Linked DNA regions of Homo sapiens: regions 2 and 3 are each linked to region 1. The links are chromatin loops, found by intact Hi-C in ENCODE. Cell type or tissue: heart right ventricle. All regions are shown on one strand. Links, peaks and the distances in the headings refer to the core of each region. The heading gives the core; the rest is flanking DNA.

What was found. Hi-C counts contacts between places; a loop is a spot of excess contacts. Peaks named below come from ENCODE experiments on the same cell type or tissue, not always from the same donor. Only the 100,000 strongest peaks of a DNase experiment are listed, where the experiment ranks them.
Region 2: it touches region 1 in a loop (2.5-fold over the local background); 11 of 110 quality-filtered maps call a loop at or near these places.
Region 3: it touches region 1 in a loop (2.0-fold over the local background); 12 of 110 quality-filtered maps call a loop at or near these places.

Annotation. Positions count from the first base shown.
Region 1 is chr20:8,715,182-8,723,016 of GRCh38, forward strand. It overlaps PLCB1 (phospholipase C beta 1), which reads left to right. Exons shown (of 32, transcript NM_015192.4): 13 at 1,083-1,167; 14 at 2,490-2,667; 15 at 7,173-7,240. Among named protein-coding and RNA genes, the nearest start is that of RNU105B, 110 kb to the right of the region's middle. RefSeq lists silencers at 5,941-6,235, 7,237-7,286. In heart right ventricle, for the core only: no CTCF peak of the experiment used is centred there; a DNase peak (open chromatin) is centred at 3,250.
Region 2 is chr20:8,538,546-8,546,380 of GRCh38, forward strand. The region is part of intron 3 of PLCB1 (phospholipase C beta 1); the gene reads left to right. Among named protein-coding and RNA genes, the nearest start is that of RNU105B, 290 kb to the right of the region's middle. In heart right ventricle, for the core only: no CTCF peak of the experiment used is centred there; a DNase peak (open chromatin) is centred at 3,683; H3K27ac peaks cover 2,466 bases.
Region 3 is chr20:8,520,536-8,528,370 of GRCh38, forward strand. The region is part of intron 3 of PLCB1 (phospholipase C beta 1); the gene reads left to right. Among named protein-coding and RNA genes, the nearest start is that of PLCB1-IT1, 280 kb to the left of the region's middle. In heart right ventricle, for the core only: a CTCF peak has its summit at 3,351; no DNase peak of the experiment used is centred there.

The DNA of each region.
Region 1 (7,835 bases), core at 1,531-5,530:
CCCAAAGGAACTGGATAACTTTGTAATGATATTTAACATTCCACGAAATGAGAAAAAAAATTATTGCTTTTTGAAAGGTCAAGGGAAGCAGTAGCATTGAAACAATATGAATGTTCCCCTATATCAGCTGTGTTTACAAGTTACTGGGCGTAGGATTTGTCTAGTCTAGCTGGCGGACGCCGCCTTGTAACAGTGGAATCATCTTACATTTGCCCTGCTCTTTTAATGTTTCAAAGGCGTTTGCATCCATTACTTCATTTCATCTTCTCAGCACCCTCTGTCCCTTTCCAAGAACGGTTATTATTCTCCTCATTTTATAGACCCAGAGTGGTTCAGACCCTGTCGCTCAGCTCAGCAAACCCTGCAGTGCCAGCCTTTTTCCATTATACCAGGTCCCTACTGGCAATATATTCAGAATGATACCACCTTTGCTATTCTGTTATGTATATATGAGTTGCACACACCTTTCCCCAAGGTGCCTGCTACTTTTATCTTTCCTCCAGGACCCCCTCCCCAAGTGGACACACTGTTTGCCTGTCTGCCCTTTTCTACATTTTGAGATTCTCTCCCTCTCTTTTTCTCTCTCCGTTGTCTCTCTTTCCCTATTCAGCTCCCTCCCTGCCATCCTTCCTTATCTATCCTCTTTCATCTCCTCATAAACACTCCTTTGCAGCAGTGGTTTACAAATTTCACTTGATAATTTACATGGAAATATGAAAGGGTTCTTTCTCCAAGTGTCTTGCAATTGACTTGGAATCAGCGAGTTAAACAAAAGGGACTGAGCCTCTAACTCTGGGAATTTCAAGGCTCCAGTTACAGCAAATGACATGCTGTCCCCTCCACCTATGTCTATGCAGGTCTGCCTTGGGAACCACCTCACACATCAGTGCCTTCGCTGTCCATCTGTGTATGTTATTCAAATTCACATAAGTTAAGATAAAGATCCAGGATGATAAAAACCAATCCTGATGGGTGGGATTAGAGAATTACTTCTTTCTGTAGTTAATAACACAAAGCAATCCTGTTCAGGTTCTTTGGATAAGCCTCCCTACTTTCCTTCTTCTGTTCTTGTTCTCCCTTAGCCCAAAGCAGCAAGCCAAGATGGCGGAGTACTGCCGACTGATCTTTGGGGATGCCCTTCTCATGGAGCCCCTGGAAAAATATCCAGTAAGCAGTTCTGATGTTTGTCCTTGAAGGAATGTATGCATTATTGATGAATGAGGTTGAGGGAAAACTTACTTCCTTTTCATATTTATGTTTCTTGGTAAGATTAATGCAGTTGGTGATGAAATCTTTGACAAGGAGGATACCAGCAATGGGCCCCACTAAGGGTAGAGGAATGCCTCTGCACTCTTCCTCTTCCCACACTCTTCTCTCTCGCTGGCTGCCTGATGAAACTCAATCAAGAGTGCAGATTTCCCAACAATTACAATCAGCCCATAGAGACAGTCCAAGAGGACAGGCCTCTGCTCACTCCCAGGGAACCTCGTCACACCTCTTTGAGATGAATGGATTGGCAAAACAGGACACTGCAGGTGGCACAATGTCTTCTTGGCCTGTCCCTGCTGGCTGTTCTCTATTTCCTTGGATGCACCTTTTGGTGTGGCACAACTCAGGTCGCCCATTGCATTGATGATATCTCTGCTTTGGGAAGGAAAGCAGCAGAAATATCCTAAAGTAGCATTTTCCTTCCCGCACCCTTTTGCCCAATCTCCATGCATTTGTAAGTGAGTTTATACCAGTCCCTCCGCTCATTGCAAGCCAAGAATAGAGGACTAACTTAGGCATTCTATAGATTTTCTTAAAGTAACCTATCTTGTGGCTTGCACACATGCTCTCTGATACAATATCTAATGACCCCCTCATGGGAAATTGATTTTCCCGTTAGATGTACAAACTTGAAACAGTCAAAATAAGGCTTGCAAATGTGGTAGCTTGAATCTTAGGGCTGGGAGGAAATCTGAAGCCACCTCATCCACTTCTGTTGATGCCAGGGACGTGCAGCTAAACTACCTAGTACCAGGATGGGGATTTTGCTGATTTTAAGGGGCATCTGAAAAAATGATTTCATGGGCTCACCTGGAAGCTTCTGCCCGTCTTTACCAACTCCTCCTGGCAGATGCCTGGCTTCCCTCCTTCAAAAATTCAGGCCAGGGCCTTCTTATCTGTCCTAAATCAAGATGATTGGGTTTCTATGTTCCATTGGAAAATTCATAAATGTTCAGATTTAGTACATCAAATCTACCAGTACATTTCTATGGTCTTCTTCATGTAGAATATGTTGAAAAAAAAAGTATAGTAATGAAAATATATCTTTGATATAAAAAAAAATTAGCTCCCATGTAAGATACACTAAGAGTTTAATGAGCAGTGTTGAAGGTAGGGAAGAAGTCTAGACATTTGGTATCCACAGCTGATCTGGGGGTCTGGGGAGGGGATCTGAAAGAGGGAGCAGTATTTTTAAAGAATATGCCTTTCATTTCTATTAGCTGGAATCTGGAGTTCCTCTTCCAAGCCCTATGGATTTAATGTATAAAATTTTGGTGAAAAATAAGAAGAAATCACACAAGTCATCAGAAGGAAGCGGCAAAAAGAAGCTCTCAGAACAAGCCTCCAACACCTACAGTGACTCCTCCAGCATGTTCGAGCCCTCATCCCCAGGAGCCGGTGAGGGGCTGGTGGGCTCTCCCCGTCATGTTTTGTGTTGGTTTAAGAATTGCTGCTCTGGGCTGTGCGTGGTGGCTCATGCCTGTAATACTACTACTTTTGGAGGCTGAGGCAGGTGGATTATGAGGTCAGGAGTTCGAGACCATCCTGGCCAACATGGTGAAACCCCGTGTCTTTGGTGGCCAACATGGTGAAATCCTGTCTCTTGCAAAAATACAAAAATTATCTGGGCATAGTGGCACGTACCTGTAGTCCCAGCTACTCGGGAGGCTGAGGCAGGAGAATCGCTTGAACCTAGGAGGCAGATGTTGCAGTAAGACAAGATCCAGCCACTGCACTCCAGCCTGGTGACAGAGTGAGACTCCGTCTCAAAAAAAAAAGAATTTGCTGCTCTGAAATTAGCTTAGAAGGACTTTGAACATTCCTATTTCTGCACAGTTTTGAACTACTGGTTTTCTCTTGCTGCTACAAACTTAGCGGCTTAAACCAGCACAAATGTATTATCCTCTAGTCCTGTAAGTCAGGAAGCCCCCTGGGTTTCACTGGGCTACACTCCAGGTGTCAGCCGGGCTGTGTTCCTTCCTGGAGGCGCTAAGGGAGAAGCTGTTTCCTTGCTTTTTCCAGCTTCTAGAGGCCACCCACATTCGTTGGCTTGGGGCTCCTTCCAGCTTCAAAGCCAGCAAGGCTGCATTTCACTAACCTTTCTCCTGTGGTCACATCTCCCTCTGACCACAGGCAGGAAATGTCCTCTGCTGGCAAGAACTCAAGTCATTACATTGGATCCATCCAGATAATCCAGGATAATTGCTCCCATGTCAAGGTCTTTAACTCCATCTCACCTGCAATGTCCCTTTTATCATGCAAGCTAACATATTCATGGAGCAGAGACATCTCTGGGAGGTCATTATTCTGGCTACCATGTAAGCCAAATAGTCTTCAGAGTGACCATATGACTTTAAGCTTCATAATGGGAAATATTAACTATAGAACTGAGCACTGGATGCATTGTCATTGATGATATGCTGAAGAGTTCTGGGCATTTCAATTTTTTCATGTTTTAAAGAACTTTTTAAAATCTGTGACATGGCAAAATTACTTAAATTATCTTTTGAAGCTCCTAGAGGATGCCTAATATCATTTCTTTTCCTTTTAAATTAAGGGTGAAATAGATTGCTGTGGTTGATGAGAAAAGAATTCAGTGGCACTCATTTCCTTGGGATTATTTGTCATTTAGTCTGATTTATCTTCCAAGTTCAGTCAGAAGCTTGGCAATCTGAAAATCGCATTATAGACATCTCCTGATTGCAGGGTGATTAAGTGGAAGAAACTTTTAAGCTTGACTGTAGGAAGTTTTTCAGTTATAAGTTAAACATAGGAACAATCAATTGGAAAACTACTTAGCAGTGTCTACAAAAGCTGAATATATGCACTCCCTGTACCTCGGGAGTTCCATTCCTAGGTATATGCTTGCTAAAGATGTGTATTTAGGTTTACCAAGAGACACGTACAAGAATTGCTTAAAGCAGAGGTATTCAGAATAGCCAAATACTGGACACCAAATACTCGTCAACAGATAAATGAATTATGGTATATTCACACAAAGAAAGAATATGCAGCCATGAGAATAATCTATAACTAAATGAAAACTATGGATGAATCACTATAAATAAACATAATATTGAGCAAAGGAAGTCAGGTACACAAAAACTACATACTGTATGATTTAACCTATATAACACACAAAAACAGGCAAAACTAATTTATGCTATTTATTAGAAGTCAGGATAATGGGTTCCCTTGGAAGAAAAGCAACCAGCAGGGAGCCCAAGAGCCTTCTAGAGATTGGTTATATTTTGTTTCTTGATCTGGATATCATTTACTCAGACACGTTTATTTGGTGAAAATTCTTTGCACTGTGGACTTACGACGTGTACTTTTCTGTACGCCTGTTATACATCAGTTATAAGATTTTAAAATAATTAAAATATAAACTCTAGGACAATCAGGGTTAAAAAAAAGTAGCCTGAGACTCTGATTTATCTTTTCTTCTATTTTTCTGTCTCAATTGCCTGTTTTTTTATTGTTTCGATTAAAATCTTTATCAACAGACGTTATATAATTCTTTGAAAGGGTTTTGTCCTGTAGCTTTTGAATGTGTACTTTCATCATTATTGTGCATGTCTTTCAACATTTTTTCAAAAATAATTTCTGTACTCAGTAAAAATGTTCTCTTTGAAGTTTGGAAGTGAGTATCATTAACAGGCCTTTCATTCACACCTATTTCCTAACACAACTCTATCCGTTGAATGATAGCAAGCAAACCTTGTCTTCCTTTGCATGTGGGTGCTTGTGTTTTTTACCATCTGCCTTTCCCACTACCAGTTCTCTGCCTCTTATTAACAGGATGCATAACACAAATGACGATTTTTACAGGCAGTGAACATTATTGCTTAATATAGAGAAAGGGCAACAATCTGTTAGTTATTCAGTAGATTTCCTAAGCTAGCCCTGTTGTCTATTATGCAATCAGTGGAAACTTTTGGACATTTTAATATGTAGGTACCTGAATAAAGAGCACCGCTAATTTACCATTTGGTTCGTAGATGTTCACAGTACTGGGAACTCAAGTAACTTGAAAAACGTGACAGGTATTGTATTTCAAAGCTAGTTTACTTATCATGGCCCCTGTTGGCCAGATGCCTCTTGCAGGATTCAGCCCTTTGCTAGTAGACTTGTCCTAAGGAACTAGGGTAACCTAAGATATTTTTTATAGTTCAACAAGATTCCCCCAACATCCCTCCAAAGATTTACAGGAGAAAAATCAGGTTTCTGCTTTTTACAGTAAAGAAAGACAAATTCTTTCTTTCCCACAGACACTAAAGAATGACCTGATTGGCTATTTGAAATGACTGCGAATTGTTGGGTCCCATGAAGTATTTTATAGAAAGCTCTGCCAAACAATTTTTTAATTATTTAATTAAAAGAATCCCCTCTCTGATTTTTTTTTTTTAAAAAAAAAAGGTAATAAGAACTTGGGACAAAAATTTCATTATAAAAATGCTTAAGTGGCAATACCCTAAAAGAATGTGTCTCTAATATTGTAGTAAGATACGTTTTCTATCCAAAATATAATCGATTCACCTTATTAACTAACACAATATCAGCATTATAAAGTGGTTGTATGTGGCTTTCCTTAATAAACAATCCAATACATAAAAACCCTTGCTGGTCCCAGAAATCTTTTTTCCCCTGGAGATTTTTAAGCAATACTTTTTTCACTACTGTCATTCAGTAATTGAACTGTGTCAGCCAAATGAAAACTTTTATAAGCTTCTCAGAGGACAGTGCAGTGGTACTGTCTCCATTTATATAAATCGAGTAGGGCAGCTAACTTTCAGAAGGCTGGCAGTGGGCAGGGGTGCAAGTTACTTCATTGTTGAACCATTATTGCCATCTATTGGGCTCATCGTGCTATTGCATTGTGTGAGCCCTGAAAGATAGTAGTTAAATCAATTTAGAACTTTCGAACCATTTAGAACAACCTCGCTGACTTTTTACTTGAAAATCTTTTTTATATAACGGATATTTCTGGGTCTGACTGAAGCCCATAGCTATGGAAGAATGTAATGCTTCATACTGATATGAATATTTAACCTAGCAGAAATGTCCATTAATTCTTCAGGGGAAAAACAATTCATTTAAATGAGTGTATATTGGCTACATATGAAGCTGAATTATTTCTGATGGAGTTAGATTTCCAATCATGCTGATATTTAAGGACTTACCCATGTTATCCTGCCCTCTTAAAAATAATATCAGCATTTTCTACGATATGCACTTCGTTGTGATGACAATACATCCATCAAATAAGCTTGCAGACAAATCATAGGATAAAGTTGGCCCTTCACGATTTTTATGTAGTGACTTTGCTGCCAAAGCCCCAGAGTTCCTGCCCCAGCTCCTAACTTCTTTGACTTCTGCAAGGTCCTCTCTGGCCTTGGGAAAAATGTCAACACAAGATCACTGAGCTATGTGCTGGCCACGCATTGCATGGAAGAGTCGCGGCTTGGGAAAGGAGGGAAAGATGAAGGAGGGATAGATAGTATATCTGTTTTCGGGGTCATAGAGACCCTGAGAGAGTGTTTGTATATCAAAATAGAATACATGTACCATAGAAAGCAAACTGTATTAAATGCCAGCAAACTGTTTTCAATGCCACGTGTTTAAAAACATATAGAGAAAAAATATTGACACGCATTTTTTAATAGAATTTTGAAATTTTAAGTGCTATTTATTAACAAATCCAGTTTAGGAAAAAATCTATATTCAAAATGTCAGTATAATTTTCTATAACGAATAAAATTTAAATCCTTGAAAAAAATAATTTTAAACAGCCCAACTTCCAAGGAAATCTGTAATTGATTTTAGGTAAAATATGTGTTACAAATGCTGTAAAGCTAAATGTTGAAATGGTGACATGATGATCTGTTATTAAAATTTGACAGGAGAAGCTGATACGGAAAGTGACGACGACGATGATGATGATGACTGTAAAAAATCTTCAATGGATGAGGTGGGTACTTAGGGCTTCTGGTCCCTAAGGCATTCCACCACCCTGTACTCTCCTGGGTCTGTCTCATGGTCACTTTCTGCCATCTAGTGGCAAAAAGTAGATTTGTGCCTTCCAATTGCCAGCTTCAATTTTTGAGGCAATTAAATGGCTTATGAAATGTTCCACAATCCGGAGAAGATATGGCGTTTAGAAAAATGATCAGAACTGTGACATTCATTGCATTGTTTTAATTTTGGAACACTAGAGCTACCTATTTATATAAACTTAGGCATCCCGAGTAACTTGATTAGCTCAAAAATATTAATTGCACAGAACCTAGAAGAGAATCAGAAGCAGATCAACTGGAATTTTAGAATTTTGTCTTACCAAAAGTTTATACTGAAACAATCTGGGCAACAGAGAGAGACCTCACGCCTTTAAAAAAACAAGTTAAAATGAAAGATAAAACACATCCAGGTGCAGTGGTGTACACCTGTAGTTCCAGCTACTAGGGAGGCTGAGGCAGGAGGATGGCTTGAGTCCAAAAATTTGAAGCTGCAGTGAGCTATGATCACACCACTGTGCTCCAGCTTAGAAAACAGAGCAAGACACTGTC
Region 2 (7,835 bases), core at 1,245-5,244, 180 kb before region 1:
CCTATGTTGCCCACCCTTGTCTTGAGCTCCTGGGCTTAAGTGATCCTCCTGCCTTGGGCTACTAAAGTGTTGGGATTACAGGTATGAGCCACTGTGCCCAGCTGATAAGGTACTCTTTTATGTCAGACATATTAAACAACCCTATTTATTGATATCAAAGTACAATGCACCAATTCTGTGACCAGAAAATGAGACAATAAATAAAAACTATCTTAAACTTTCTATTCCCCATTTTATTTTTACAGCTAACTTTTTTTTTTTTTTTTGAGATGGAGTCCCACTGTGTCACCCAGGCTGGAGTGCAATGGTGCCATCTCTGCTCACTGCAACCTCTGCCTCCCGGGTTCAAGTGGTTCTCCTGCCTCAGCCTTCTGAGTAGCTGGGATTACAGGCGCCTGCCACCACGCCAGCTAATTTTTGTATTTTCAGTAGAGACAGGGTTTCACTGTCTCAGGCTGGTCCTGAACTCCTGACCTCAGGATCCACCCGCCTCAGACTCTCAAAGTGCTGGGGTTACAGGCATGAGCCACTGTGCCTGGCCTACAGCTAACTCCTTAACTACCCCTCTCCTTAAAAAAGTAATCAAATATTTTCATCGTGCCCTTAATTCTCATTTTCAGTTTGTCATAGCTGTAGAATAAATGGAACTTAGGATTAATACAGAACAATTTCTTCAGTTACTTACTCTATATGACAAATGGAACCAGTTATATGAATGCTAAGACCTAGTATCTTGAAGACTCTCAAGTAAAAAAATGCTCTGGGGAAAATAATTTAAAACCATTTGTCTCTGGTTTTGACACACTTCAAACAAACTTGTACAATATATTTTCCCAACCTGAACATATTCATTCATTCAAGGACAGATCAGTCACCCAATGGACATATATTTAGCAATGATTCTATGTGTAATCATGATTCTGGGAACATAGAATTAAAGATGATTAACAAGTTAAAACGTCTCCCTTTGAGGTCGGGAAATATTCACCTGACTTTACTGTTATACTGTTTTATCCCCCAGTGCCTAATATTATGCTTGGAACAGGGTAGATACTTGCCTCTTTTCTTTATTTTCTTTCTTTCTTTCTTTCTTTCTTTCTTTCTTTCTTTCTTTCTTTCTTTCTTTCTTTCTTTCTTTCTTTTTCTTTTTCCTTCCTTCCTTCCTTTCTTTTCCTTTCCCTTCCTTTCTTCTTTCTCTTTTTTCTGTCCTCTTTCCTTCCTTCTTTCCTTCCTTCCTTCCTTCCTTTCTCTCTTCCATTTGTTGTTCTTTGTTTTTTTGTTATTTAAATAAGTAACATTAATAAAACACACTGGTGGAAATAAACAGAAGTGAGAACATAAACAGCTTAGGTGACTGGGATTTAAGCATATGGCTTTCTATGTCTTAGCAACCCTCATGTGGTTGGAGGTTGTCAGTCTTATTCCCCATTTGACCTCCAGCATTAGCCCAGAGGCTGGACAAAAGAAGTAATCAATTAATAATTGATATCAAAATAAATGATTCAGTGTCTTTTCAACATAGGACAACACAGTCAGTGAGGCTAACAAGAATGATATCAATTTTTCAAGATGTTAAATGCTACACATTATACTATACTAAAGAAAAAAGAAAGTTTGCATCACTTTTTTTTCATTTATCTGGAAAATTTATTTATATTGAAGTTCTCATTTAGTTTTGGTGCCTGATGAATGAGCTATTACTTGATATTCTCTTGCTTTCTCAATAACCATCTCATCTAGAAAGCAGGGTGGGACTTCTCTTTTTTTTACTTTTCTGACGTGGTGAAGCGTCTATCAGAACATCTTTCCTCTCATTGGCAGCTCACTACGCAGCTTGCAAAGGTTCACAGGTGGCTGAAACCCAACCCAGTTGTAAATCACAACATGGGTACATCTTGCATATTTTAGAAGACAGAAAAGAAAATACCTTGTCAGCCAGCAATCAGAAGCACATTATATCTCAGAAAGTCTGCCCCTTGTGCCTGTCAGCCTGAATGGGACCTTTCACACAAACCTTCCTGCCAATTCACTTAGAGCAGCCAGACAACTCCCTCCCTCCCATCTTTCAAATTACTCCACATGTCTAAGTTTTCCTTTAAAATGTTTCCAAACCACTGGAGCACACCTCTCATCACAGACCCCCATTGATGAGAGACAGGATTAAGGTTATGTCAGATATAACTGATGATTAGAGTTATTTCCACCTTCTCCACAGTTGTTGACAGACAGCAAATAAAGGCAACATTGTTAGACCTACAATTGATCTATTGAAGTTAGGACTTATTTCTTGACTCCTGAAAATACAACCTTCTACCAGGGCTATTCTAAGCCAGTGATTTAGAGCCCTGATGCCCTGTATTTATTTATTTTTTTTACTAATTTTTCCACTGCTATGCAATGAGGCATATCATTATTATTATTGTAACCGCCTGGCTCTCAGTGGCATGTGCACAAACACCCAGAAAGTAAAGGCATACAGAAGCCTCCGTTAACGTTGAGAAGGGACAGACACCATAATTGTTTTCCACTGTTCCTTCCATTTTAAACAGTGGGGATCTTACCTATGTTAAGCATTTCTAGGTGAAGCATAGACTGCTTAAGAGCTGTATGAGTAGAAATTAGGAATTTAGGCTTCAGATCCAACCCCACCTGGGTTGGTATTTGGGTTTCAACATATAGTAGCTTTGTAACTGCTGGTGTGCCACTAATGCTCTCCAAATATTAAGGAAGGCTTTGAATGCTATTCCAAGATGTTTAGGCTTTCTTCCACAGGCAGAAGAGAGCCTTTGAAAGCCTTGGAGCAGATGAGTAACATAGTAGAAAAAAATACTTCGAGATAACTTGCAAAGAGGAGTTGTCAATCTCCAGGATTTGCTCAGCTCCATTCTCCTTCTGGGCACATGGAAGTTCTCTGTGTCTGGCACTGCATTGGTTCTCCAAATCTCACAAACAGTGCACTGAATGACTGTGATGATTGAATAATTGACCAAGAAACCCAGATAATGAAAGGAAGAAAGAGAAAGAAAGAAAGAAAGAAAGAAAGAAAGAAAGAAAGAAAGAAAGGAAGGAAGATAGTAATGAAATGTGGGCATGGTTGACTAATGTATGAGAGTTCATCAGATGTATAACTTACTTTTCTTTTGAATAATTTGTATTTATTTATTGAGCATTACCTGGATAAAATACATAACTAGTTCCATGCTTCACTTAATGGTTTAATTATCAAGAAGTTTTGAATCAATACTGACCTGCAAGCAATGTCTCAAATCTGGAAGCTACCAAGAATTCTGAGATCCAAGTTTTCTTTCAAACTTCCCTCCCTTTTGCATTTTGAAGTGGTAGTACAATTTGGATCAGATAAAGAGGAACAAGGTGGTTTCAGCTAGCTGCAGAACACAGATATGACTTCATTACCCAGCTGTTAGTAATTTTCCTCCCAGTCGGAGGCAGAATTTTGAATAGACTGAAAACATGTTTGTGCAGGGTTCTAAGATGCTACATGAATTCAGATGTTCATTCATTTAATTCATATAATAGCCTCAGATGATATCTTTCTTTCTCACCACAAGGCTATGCTTTGTCTAAATGGCCAGGTAAACATCCCAGAAGTGAGTGGTCCCTGAAGTGGTCCGTGAACCGATTTCCACGACCGGTTCTTTCCTACGTGTGAACCGTGCTCTGCTGCAATCTACTAGTGCCTCGGGCATTCCTGCGGCCTTTGTCTAAGCAGAAAGGGTAGAACTTCCTGAACACTAATAAAGGAAACATAAAAGCAGAGGTCAGCTGGAAGATTGGCAATAGGCTAATGAAACTGACAGTCATTTTTGACCATTTTAAACAATAAGTTTGTTGCCCCTACATCCTCCACATTAGCTGCCCAGTCTTGTCAAGTGACACACGGGATATTATGTTGAATTTTTAAGGTGCTTCTTGGCTGTGAATATGGCCTGGGATCTTTCTTTCCTTTTAATAATACTTAGCACATAATTGTTCTGAAATCACATGTTGGAAAAGCTCTTGACTAGAAATGTTGAGAGCGGGGGAGAAAAAGAACAGCACTTAAGAAAAGAATGGAAAAGTTTCAGTGACATTTGCAAAATTGCTTTTCCTTCTGATTTGGTTGGGAAAATTATTTTTCAGACTCTAGGGAATTATTGTTTCTCACACACTTCATATAAGAATATATTTCAAGCCAGAAAGGACCTTAGAGGTGGTGCTCAGTGTCCTTCGTTCAGATCAGGGAAGGAAACTGAAGCCGAGGGACGTTAATTGAATTGCCTCTGTTGTGGCTGCAAAGTCAGCCAGTGAAAACAAAAATTCTCTAGGAAGCCAGCTTTGTTTCCTTATATTTAAAAGTCATTCACTCATGTATTCATTTGGCCACAGACTATGTATTGCACAGCTATTAATATTATGTGGCAGGCCATATCAAGGCATGGAGAATACAGTGGTAAACAGAACAGATCAAACCTCTGCCCTTATGTTGGTGATAAATGCTCTAGCACCTTGGTAATCAAAATACCTCCGTATTAGCAGTTTATCGGAAATGCAGAATCTCAGGCCCCACCCCAGATCTATTGGATCAGAATATCCTTTAAACAACATCCTCCTGGAGTTTCATATGCATTTTCAAGTTGAGAAGAAATAGATAAAAAAATAAGTAAAATAAGGAAAATAGGAAGAGTTTGGGGAGCTTAATGGGAGATTATGTAAGAGAGATATGTGGAGGTCAAATGCCCAGGGCTCTGTGGGTTATTTGAAGGACGTGGGCTTTTGCTCTGAGTGGGGTGGCAAAACTGGAGAGGATTTTGAGACAAGGCATGGTGTAATGTGACTAAGTATAAATTCTATGTAGCACAGCCTTAAATGTTAGAGAGGTAGAAAACAGATCAGTGGCGGCCTGGCAACAGGGGATAGGCCACAAAAGGGCACAAGAAACTTTTAAGGGTAATAGAAATATTCTGTACCTTGATGGTAATGGAATTACACTCATGTATATATTTGTCAAAACTCATCTATTGGTGCACTTAGAATGAATGCATTTCGTTATTTGTAAACTACTTCCAAAGAGTTCCAAAAAAAAAAAAAAACCTGTTGGACACATCTGATACGGTTTGGCTGTGCCGTCACCCAAATCATCTTGAATTGTAGCTCCCGTAATCCCTGTGTGTCATGGGAGGGACCTTGGGGGTGGTGATTAGATTATGGGGGCAGTTCCCCCATGCTGTTCTCGTGATAGTGAGTGACTTCTCACAAGATCTGATGGTTTTAATAAGGGGGCTCATTCTCATTCTCGCTCCTGCTGCACTGTGAAGAGGGACCTTCCACCATGATTGTAAGTTTCCTGAGGCCTCCCCAGCCATACAGAAATGTGAGTCAATTAAACCTCTTTCCTTTATAAATTACTCAGTCTTGGGTATTCTTCATAGCAGTGTGAGAATGGACTAATATACAACATCATAACCAGGATATAACTTAAATTGTGTAAAAGAAATAAGCAGGATCACCTCCTTATGTGGGTACTATGCTCACAACCTGGGTGACAGGTTCAATCACACCCCAAACCTCAGCATCACGCAGTATACCTCTGTAACAAACCTGCAGATGTACCTCGGGTTCTAAAGTAAAAGTTGAAAATTTAAAAAAAAGGCAGATGAGAGAACAGCTGTTGCAAAGAGTATCAGTTGAAACCAAATTTCTCTCTAAGCCAGAAGAATAGTGGGTATGTGAGCATGTGCAAGATTTTGCACTGCAAAAGATCATTTCAGGAGTCCAGAACACTTGAGAATATGCAGAATAACAGTGGAGAATTCAAAGTGATACCGAAATGCAAAAGCACACTAGGTCAGGATTTATGAGATAGATTCTATTTTTGCCTCACTTCTACTACTGCCTAACTTTGTGACCTTGGACAAGTCATGTATTGTTCTTGGGAATACAATTTTCTTCTCTTTCAAGTGGCAATCAGAGCACCTGTTTCCACATTGCTATGTGGGGGTCAAGTGCAATGTGAATGCTGGAAAAGTGCTTTGAAAATGAGAAGGCACTGCGTATGTGTAAGGACTGCTAAAATGGCCTTTTCCAAGATGCATTCACATCAGTGACGCCAAGAAGTTGGAAAGGACACCAATTATTAGATGTTTCTGACACTGCCTTAACTTCAGGGCATGTGCAAGTTTTCCTGATGTGCATGTGAAACTGTGTCTATTACATATGCTGAAGTTTTCCCCCAAATGGGACCAGCACCCACATGTCTGATATATTCCTTAGGTAGAGCCATTCTTCTCAATAAAACACAAAATAGTGAAATACAGAAATGTCTGATTTGTAAAGAGAGGGTATCTGTAACAAAATTGAAAGTCACAGATTTGATATCTACTTTTACATTCTTGTATCCAGTAACATTTTTTTGAGCATCTGCTACTGAGTGAAGCATGGAAGGATACACAAAGATGAATAAAACACAGTCTTTATTGTCAAGGAGATGACAGTCTAGAAGAATGGATAAGATGTGTCTAAAAGTAACTTGAATGCAAAGCCATATGTGGAAACTATAAGACAAAAATTAACGCAATGGAGTTAGATAGGGGGAAAAATAAACACTTGTCTCTCGGAAACCTTCCTGAGAAAAGTGGTGTTTGAAGTGAGCATTAAGAATAGATTAAGTCATGTCATAGAATCAGGAAAATACAAGGCATTTCTGGAATGATGTGGTGGCCTGTTTGGCTGGGAGACAGCTTATGTTTGGGGCACTAGTGTGATATGGAAGAGGAGGCTAAAGAAGGTTAATTGAAGACAGGACCATGGAAGGTTTTCCATGCTAGCCTTTCTAGGCTGGAAATGGAAAACCACTGGAGGTTTCTGAGCAGAAGCGTCGTATGACTCAAAGTGTGTCAGCGGAAGAGGACTTTGGCAGCTCTGTTGAGTATGCACTAATGTTGGGACAGACCAGTGGTAGGAAGGCCAATTAAAAACTAAATGCAATGATTTAGGGGAGAGAAAATGAGGATTTCAACTAGTGTAGTAGATTATAGGTTTGGACAGATATGAATGAATATAAATAACATTGTATCAAAAAATTGGCTGGACCTTAAAACCATCTGGATGTGGGAGGTGAGAAAGAAGAAAGTACCAAGGATGACTCTCAAATTCCCAGCCAAAGTAAAAAGCCCTGAAAGAGTGCATGGGTGAAAGATAGTGGATGTATTTTTAAGACATGCTGACTTAGTGGTGCTAGTGGAACAGCTAACATTATTATTTCTTCTATACGGCACACATTTACCATATGTTATTCTATTTAATAATCAAAACAGGCTTGTGAGAAGAGTAAGATCATACCAGTTTTACATAGAGGGATTAAGGCTAAAGAGAAGTAACTTGCTTAAGGTGGCAGAATCACCATTGGAGAAGAAACATAAATATTGTGTTCTTTGTATGCCATCATTGCAAAAATCTAGCAGATTGTTGAACATAAGAAACTGAAATTCTTGGCTGGGCGCGGTGGCTCATGCCTGTAATCCCAGCACTTTGGGAGGCCGAGGCGGACGGATCACGAGGTCAGGAGTTTGAGACCAGCCTGGCCAATATGGTGAAACCCCGTCTCTAATAAAAATACAAAAATTAGCTGGGCATGGTGGCGTATCCTGTAGTCCCAGTTATTTGGGAAGCTGAGGCAGGAGAATTGCTTGAACCCAGGAGGCGGAGGTTGCAGTGAGCTGAGATCGCGCCACTGACTCCAGCCTGGATGACAAGAACAAGACTCTATCTCAAAAAAAAAAAAAAAAAAAAAAAAAGAAAGAAACTGAAATTTGTGATTTCCTGGTCCAGTGATCATT
Region 3 (7,835 bases), core at 1,245-5,244, 190 kb before region 1:
CTTTAGTAAAATGCACAAATGTTAAATGTACATCACACAGAACTTTAACAAATATACAAACTCATCTAACATCCAGATCAAGATATGGAATGTCACCCCAAAAATTCCATGTTGCCCTATTTTAGCTAACCACTCCACGACTAAAGGCAACTGCTATCCAATTTCTGTGGGTATAAATAACTTTTATTTCTTTTCAACTTCATATCAGTAGGACCATACAGTATGTAGTCTTTGGGGTCTGGCTTCTTTTACTCAAAATCTGTGCATTTTGAGGATTTCTGAAATATTAAGGATAGCCCAGGGCTTCTGCAAATGTCAGATGGACATACAACTCAATTTATATAAACACTGTGGGAAGTAAGCTAATATTTGTTAACCTGAAAGTTTCTGATTATCATGAAATGTCCCTAGGCAGGGACTATGTTGTTAGCTACACAATATCTAAGAAAACTATCCTAAGACAAATTAAATATAGAAATAAAATCACAGGCAATAGCAGATATATCTAAGCTTCTTATAGATAAGCTCATCCCAAGTACTCTTGAGGTGCAAAAAGAAAAGGCTAATTATAAATTATTCTTATCCATTTATTGAGGCTGTTCCCTTAAGGGCTAATTCTAGGTAATGCTTCATTAACCTTGTATCAGTTACTTGTTCTTGAATTTCAAAAATTCATTTTTTCCATAATTTTTATTAATTCAGTGAGGCCCTCCTTCTCATTTGTACAAATTAGTAAGATGTCAACCTACATGTGGAGTTCTGGAGATTCATCTTAAGACTTATAAAAGGGAAAAAAAAAAAAGAATAAGTAAAGGTATTGAGGGCCTACTACGTGCTGATGGCCAAGGTACTTTCACCTACATTAACAAATCAAATCATTTCAATAGGCCCTGTAGGGTGGCTCATGTCTGTAATCCCAGCACTTTGAGATGCTCAGGTGGGTGGATGGCTTGAGCCCAGGAGTTCAAGAACAGCCTGGGCAACATGGAGAAAACCAGTCTCTATAAAAAGTAGCAAAAATTAGCTGGGTGTGGTGGTGTGTGCCTTCCTCCCAGTTACTTGGGAGGCTGAGGTGGGAGAATCACTTAAGCTCAGGAAGTTGAGGCTGCAGTGAATTGTGATGGAGTGAGACTGCCTAAAAAAAATCCTTTCAATAAATTATGATTCACAGAATCCAATACATCCAATGATCCAATGGAATGCTAGTTCAAATACATTGGTACTTAAGCATGGACTGCATTCTAAAAGTTCACCTCTAACTCAGCTATTTTATCATAGAAACACAGATATATAACTAAACACCACTTTTTCAAGAAAAGGTAAAATTGTGAATTGCATTTCAACCACACAGAAACCAAACAAAGTTCGGGAGTGCAAACTATATTCTCCTTCTTTCTTAACATCAGATTTTTCCATTGTAGCAAATGTGATTAGGCAGGGCCTTGACTAAATCACTAGAACAGTGAGTGCTGACACTAAAGCTGGAAGCTAAAAATGCCTCCAGAAGATTGTCCTTGAGAGCCAAGAGTCACCTTCTCCTGTGATAGGCAGTCTGCTACTATCCCCATGCACCCTAAAGCTGGTATGCAAGGACTCTCTAATCCTGTGGTATGAAAATTCAGTCGCCTCACCTCAAGGCTAGACAGATACAGAGATGCAATGTAGGATCTGGAGCTCCCCTTGGATTGAACACACATCTTGCTTCCCTTCTTCCCTTACAAGCGTTTCCTGAGAGCCCTTCTTCAATAAATCATTTTCTAAGAATCTCTGTTACCTCCCCATCTCAGGCTCTGCTTCTAGGGGAAACCAATTTAATACACCCATTTTATCTATGACATCATCCTCATTCTGGCCTGTGGTTACGCTAACAATTTATCTTCTCCTGGAGTCCACTAAGAAGGACAAAAGCCATTCAGAATAGACCAATAAAATTCAAAGCCTAGTCTTCTTCCAGCACCCTATGATCTACACTTTCTCCCCAACTGACACACGTGGTCAAGCAGAATGCAACGCCCTTTTCTTGGAACCCAGAAAAGACAAATTAAGGAAAATGAGTTTGGAACAATGAAACAGTCTCCTGTGCAAATAAAGCAGACACTACCATTTTAAGTATGAATAATTGGAAAACAAGGCATTGAATAGTCTTAATTACAATAAGTATACGAAGCTTGCATTAGTCTTAATTACAATAAATATAAGAAGTTTTAAAACTAAGTGTTCTAAGCCACAAAAAAGTAAAATATGTCCTTGTTTGTACATTATTTCAAACATAGGAGGATAATTAAGATAAGAATGTGAAATAAAGGCTTATCTTTATTTAAGACTAATTTGTTGAGGCAAGAAAGTTGGTGGGGTGGGATGAGGCCCCTGCTTCTCAAATAAGGAAATCTTAAATTAAATCAATGCCAGTCAATTGCTGGGACATTTTAGTCAAACTGGGTGTAATGTGCTGGTTAAGCTATCAAATAAAATGTTGGCCATAGAGCATGATTCGTGGTCCTCAATGGAATCGGCAGTTGAGGATGAGATTGCTGTAGATGCTCATCATCCTCTACAGAAGTGATGAACTGAGAGCTTGTATCTTTGAAAGGGTCATATAATCCTTGGACAAAGGGGGTAGTAGGCCTGTTATCCCTGCTGCCTTTATTCATCCACCCATCTAAACAACCCTCCCCTCAGTGTTTACTGAATGCCAACTCTGTGCCAGGAACTAGTCTAGACACTAGGGATATAGTAGAAAGAGAATGTATACGGCTCAGGAAGTTGTGATTTAGTGAGGATTCAAAAGAAAGATTAGCAAGTCTTTGGAGCAAAAATTAGAGTCAAGAGGAAGTTTTGCAAATGATCCTGATCATAACAAATATGTGTGTGTGTGTGTGTGTGTGTGTGTGTGTATGGAGAGAGACGACAACAAATATATATATATTTGGCTCTCTCTCTCTCTCTCTCTCTCTCTCTCTCTATATATATATATATATATATATATGGAGAGAGACAACACCTCCAAAGAAAAGAGAAAAAAAGGAAAGCACATGACCGTGAACGAATCTAGCAGTATGAGAATTTGATTGAAAGTCTCAGGGAAGACCTGAGATATAGTGAATAGTTGGCCACAGATATGGTGTTAGTAGCAGACATCAGTTGGGTTACTGAACAACACTTTTAAACCCACTAAAAGGGGACAAATGGAATTTACTCAGAGCTTAGTATATTAAGGTTACTCAGATCATTGCGCATTGGGAGGGAAGAAGATGCTTGTGCATTGTCAGAGTTGAAAACTAGAGACTGTGTGCCTGAGAAATGCCCAGTGAGACACAGAGGAAGCAACTCCACGGATGCAGAAACCATGCCACCCAGAGGCCTGCATGGGGAGCGTGTGTTGTATGGAATCAACTGGGCGGAGTTAATACGTGAAATTTCACATTAACTAATTAATTAATTGGTTAATCAACTGATTGATTTTAAAATACCAAAAAGCTTCCAACAATCATTTCAAAATTTGATATATATGTTGAAAAATACAGCAACAAAACAAAGTATAAAATACAAACAAAATCTTAATTTATTTCAATGCTATGTATTAAAAGCCTTCATATCCAAAAAATAGCAAGATTGTTATTAAATACATTTACATACTCTAGTCAAAACTATAATATTCTATAAACTAACATTAGAGAAGATGCTTGAAGAAAAATAAACATTTAAAATACACCCATATGGCTTTAGGAATTCAGAAAATTCAATAAATCATGAAAAAAATGAACCTCCTGGGTTTTGTTTTGTTTTTTCCTTTGAGGGAGGGGAGGGGAACACTATGAGTTTTCTCTTTCTTTTTATTTTTTCAGTTTCTTTCTACAGGATACCTAAGCCTAGGTCAATTGTTTTTAATAACTTCGTTTTGCTAATCGGTCATGGCACTTGTTTCTCTCCTTAAATGCAAATTAGGATGAGAATAACCTTGTAAACGTGTCTTTGTCTTCTCAAGGTCATGTTTGGCCAACAGTATCAGTCAGGGTTTCTTTTTCCTTTTTTAAGCAGGCAGCCATGTTCTGATTAAATATTTATAAGTCTAGTTGAGTAAAGTTAAACGGAGCAGATGAGGCAATTAAGAAGTAAAACCAAGTGTCAAACTGCAGGGTCTCCTTAAATGATGCAAGACCTTGGGATCCTGACACTTTTCATTGACACTCTTTGTAAGCCAGAGTTGTTTTGTTTGTATGAAAAGTGGCAGTGCTGTCTAAGATTTACTGATCCCTGTTTAGAAGTCATCTAAAAATAATATCTGAGTAACTCAAACCCTCTCCATTTTCCCCAGAAATAGTTTTACTGTAGGGGTGAGATGTAGGAGAGGGAGGGAGCGTCTGTGTACTGCCACAGCTGGGAACATTACTGCACCTACTTCCTAGTGCCTTGCAGGCATCTTTGGGACTTGCTAAGAACCTTTGGAGAAGTGTAAGCAGAGGTTAATTGTTCAACCACCTGCTTTTAGAAAGATATAAATTTTATATATGTAAAATAATTTTTAAAATCATGATTAATAGCCTATATCCCTTCAGTTACTTTTACAAAGCCTTCCAATGTCCAGAAGGAAACTGCTGACAGTGACATTTATGGAGAAGGGGGAAAAAAAAAGTAATTTTTCAACTCAAATTGAAGGGCAGTGGATAGAGAGGGGAACATAAATTCATTATAAAATATCTTCTTAACCCATATATATAGCCAAAAAAAAAAAGGAGCTAATTGCAGACCAATTATGGAAAAAACCTGACCTTGGGAGAAAGGCATGCTATTTATTTATAATCAGTATTAAGGATTTAGAAGCATTTTCAAGGTTTGCATTTATTTGGGGTTGAAATGTCATAAATATCTGTCAGCATGGCAATATTCTAGTTAATTTGATTTTGGTGTTGATAAGGCCAAGTTCAAATAATCAATCTCAATTAGGCTGATTAATTTCACACTAAAAAACTGTACTGAGGGGACACAATTTACTTAAACCCTAATTGACCGTGTTGTGCCTTTGGGCACAGAGAGATCTTAAAAAGGAGAAATCAGGGAAATCACTATACACAAACACTGGAAAAACTGACTTAATTTTCTTGTTTTTACCAACAATTGGTTGTGTTGTTGTCAAATGGATAAAGTAGAACTTTAAAGAAAAATCAACTTTGTGCAGTCTCTTAAAAATACCTGAATGAAATGAAATAAAATTCATAAAATTCTATCCAACAATTGAAAAAAACAGCTTTTTTTTTTTTTGCTTGGAGGCTAGAGGATGATGATGAGTAGCTCTATTCTGTTAGCTCTTTCTGTAGCTCTATTCTGTTAAATTGTCATGACATTTGTTCAGCTCCTAAAAAATGAAAATTGGGATTGAAAATCAATTTTTAGTATTTTTTTTCCAAAGCATCAGCATACTTGAAGCCTGTGTTACTATGAATGGTTACCCTTAAAATGAAAGAATAGTTGTTACTTTTGGAGCGGGATAGTAACCAGGATAGGGCATATGAGTGGCTTATGAAACACACTAAATATCCTATATCATGATCAGCGGTGGAGATACCTGAGTATGTTAATTTTGTGAAACCTCATTGATTTACACGCTAATGATTTATGCACATACAATTTTACTTCCTTGATACTCTAATTTTTTAAGTTGTAAAAAGGAATTTATATTTAAAAAAAGGTTGGACTCCTATGTTCATTTCTATAAATGAAGCTGTCACACAGACCTGAAATTTTATTTGAGCACTGGCTCTATCATTTTCTTTTGATGATGATGTTTCTTTGATGTATGCATTTTTATCAAATATATCTAATTTGATGTTTCTTTGATGCATTTTTACCTAGCTTTTAACTGGGACCTGGTTTCTGTAGTGTAAAAATCTATTTGCAATTTCTAGTGTATTATACTATTTAATGCCTTCTTCTCATTTGGAACTAGAAAATCACTTGGGTTAAATGGTGTCCAGCTGCCTTCAGAGATAAGCCCTGGCTTTGACTTATTAATACATTTCCATCGGCCTTTCCTGGTAATAAACATTCTTACTGTCCTCCAATATGGTAAAATATTTAGCGTAAGAGTAGTCTTGGCTCACAGTATAGTTGTTGAATCCATGCTGTTTTTCAGTCATTGGCTGCTCTGTTCATTACATTCTATACAATTTTGTATACTGATGTCTTGGGGTTTTAATTGAATTTTAATGAAAAAATGGCCCGGATTAGCAGTAATATGGCCAGCTGTGGGCTGCAATGTTAATATGCACCTACTGTTTCAATTTGCTGGTAAAGCTGATAATGACTGAAGAGGGCAGCTAATGCAAAAAACTATGCCTGGCAATTACATCAAGTCAGGTTTTCACCCCTCATCTTTAGCAGCTTGCCTCCAGCTTTTAATAAAGAGCAGAGCAAAACAGGGCCAGTTCAAGCATCCTCTGATGTTTGTTTAGACTTTTCTCTGTTGACTGAGCATTTGTAATTTTAAAGGTCTGGTCTCTAGTGTAGTTATGGGCAGTGGTGTCAGACACATCTGGGTGATGCCAGACACACTTGAGTATGCATTCTTCAGCCATACTAGCCCTGTAAGATTTAGTAAGGTAATTTTATATCTTTTAGCTTCAGATTTCTTATACAGAAAAATGGGTATAATTGTATCTTTTTCTTGGATTATTAAAAAGATTAAATGAAATTATGGATATAAATTCCTTAAATAGCACCTAGTATCCATTTCTGAGCTCACCAAATGGTGACCATTATTTTTGTTAAATATGCTTCAGGTTTTCCCCATCAATATCAAAAATTAAGATTGGACTTGGAATAAAAGTTCTATTTTATATTTTAAATCTTACAAATGAAAATAAATAAACAGCATGGATTCAATAACTATACTGCGAGTCAAGACTACTCTTATTACACTGAATGTTTTACCATATTGGAAGACAGTAAGAATGTTGGTTGCCCAGGGAAGGCCAATGGAAAGGCAAGTCAAAGCCAGGGCTAGTAAAGTATATGATTTCACTTATATGAAGTATAAACACAAGTACAATCATTTTATGGGATTAATGTCAAAATAGTAGTTCCTTTTGTGAGGCATAGTACAGTCTGGAAGAAGCAGAAGGGTTTCCAAGATGCTGAAAATGTTCCATTTCTTCATCTGGGCCATAGTTGTTGTATTTTATATACGTAAAAATTCATCAAGCTGTAAACTTAAGATCTATGCACATTATTGTAATTATGTTACAACTCAATAAAAAGGAAAGGGCTTAGCAACAATTTTTTTAATTAATTGAAAAAATAAACTAGCACAGACCTTTGGGAAATTAAAAAGTCATAACAGTGCTCAGTAATCCCACCCCTAGTTTCTCTATTGAATATTCTGATAGCAGAACTATTCCAGTAACAGATAAAATATTATGTATATGGAGGTGTTCAATGCAGCATTTCCTATTTTAGAAAAGCGACACTGAAAACAATATAAAATAAATGTCTAATAATGTGGTAACAATGACGTAATTGATGATGCATCAATTCCAAAATTATGCAGTCATCAAGAATAACTACATTATGTAAAATGGTGCAGCCACTTTAGAGGGCTCTTTGGCAGTGTCTTATAAAACTAAACATACCTCAGCCCTATGACTCAGCAATTCCACTTCTGCATTTCTACCAATGTAAATGAAGACATATGAATCCACACAATGACTTTTACATCAATGTTCATAACAGCTTTATTCATAACAGCCAAAAACTGAAAGCAATCTAAATGTCTATCAATAGGACAATGGATGAAGAAATGATGATGTATTCATACAGTGCAGTAAAACTCAGGAATATAA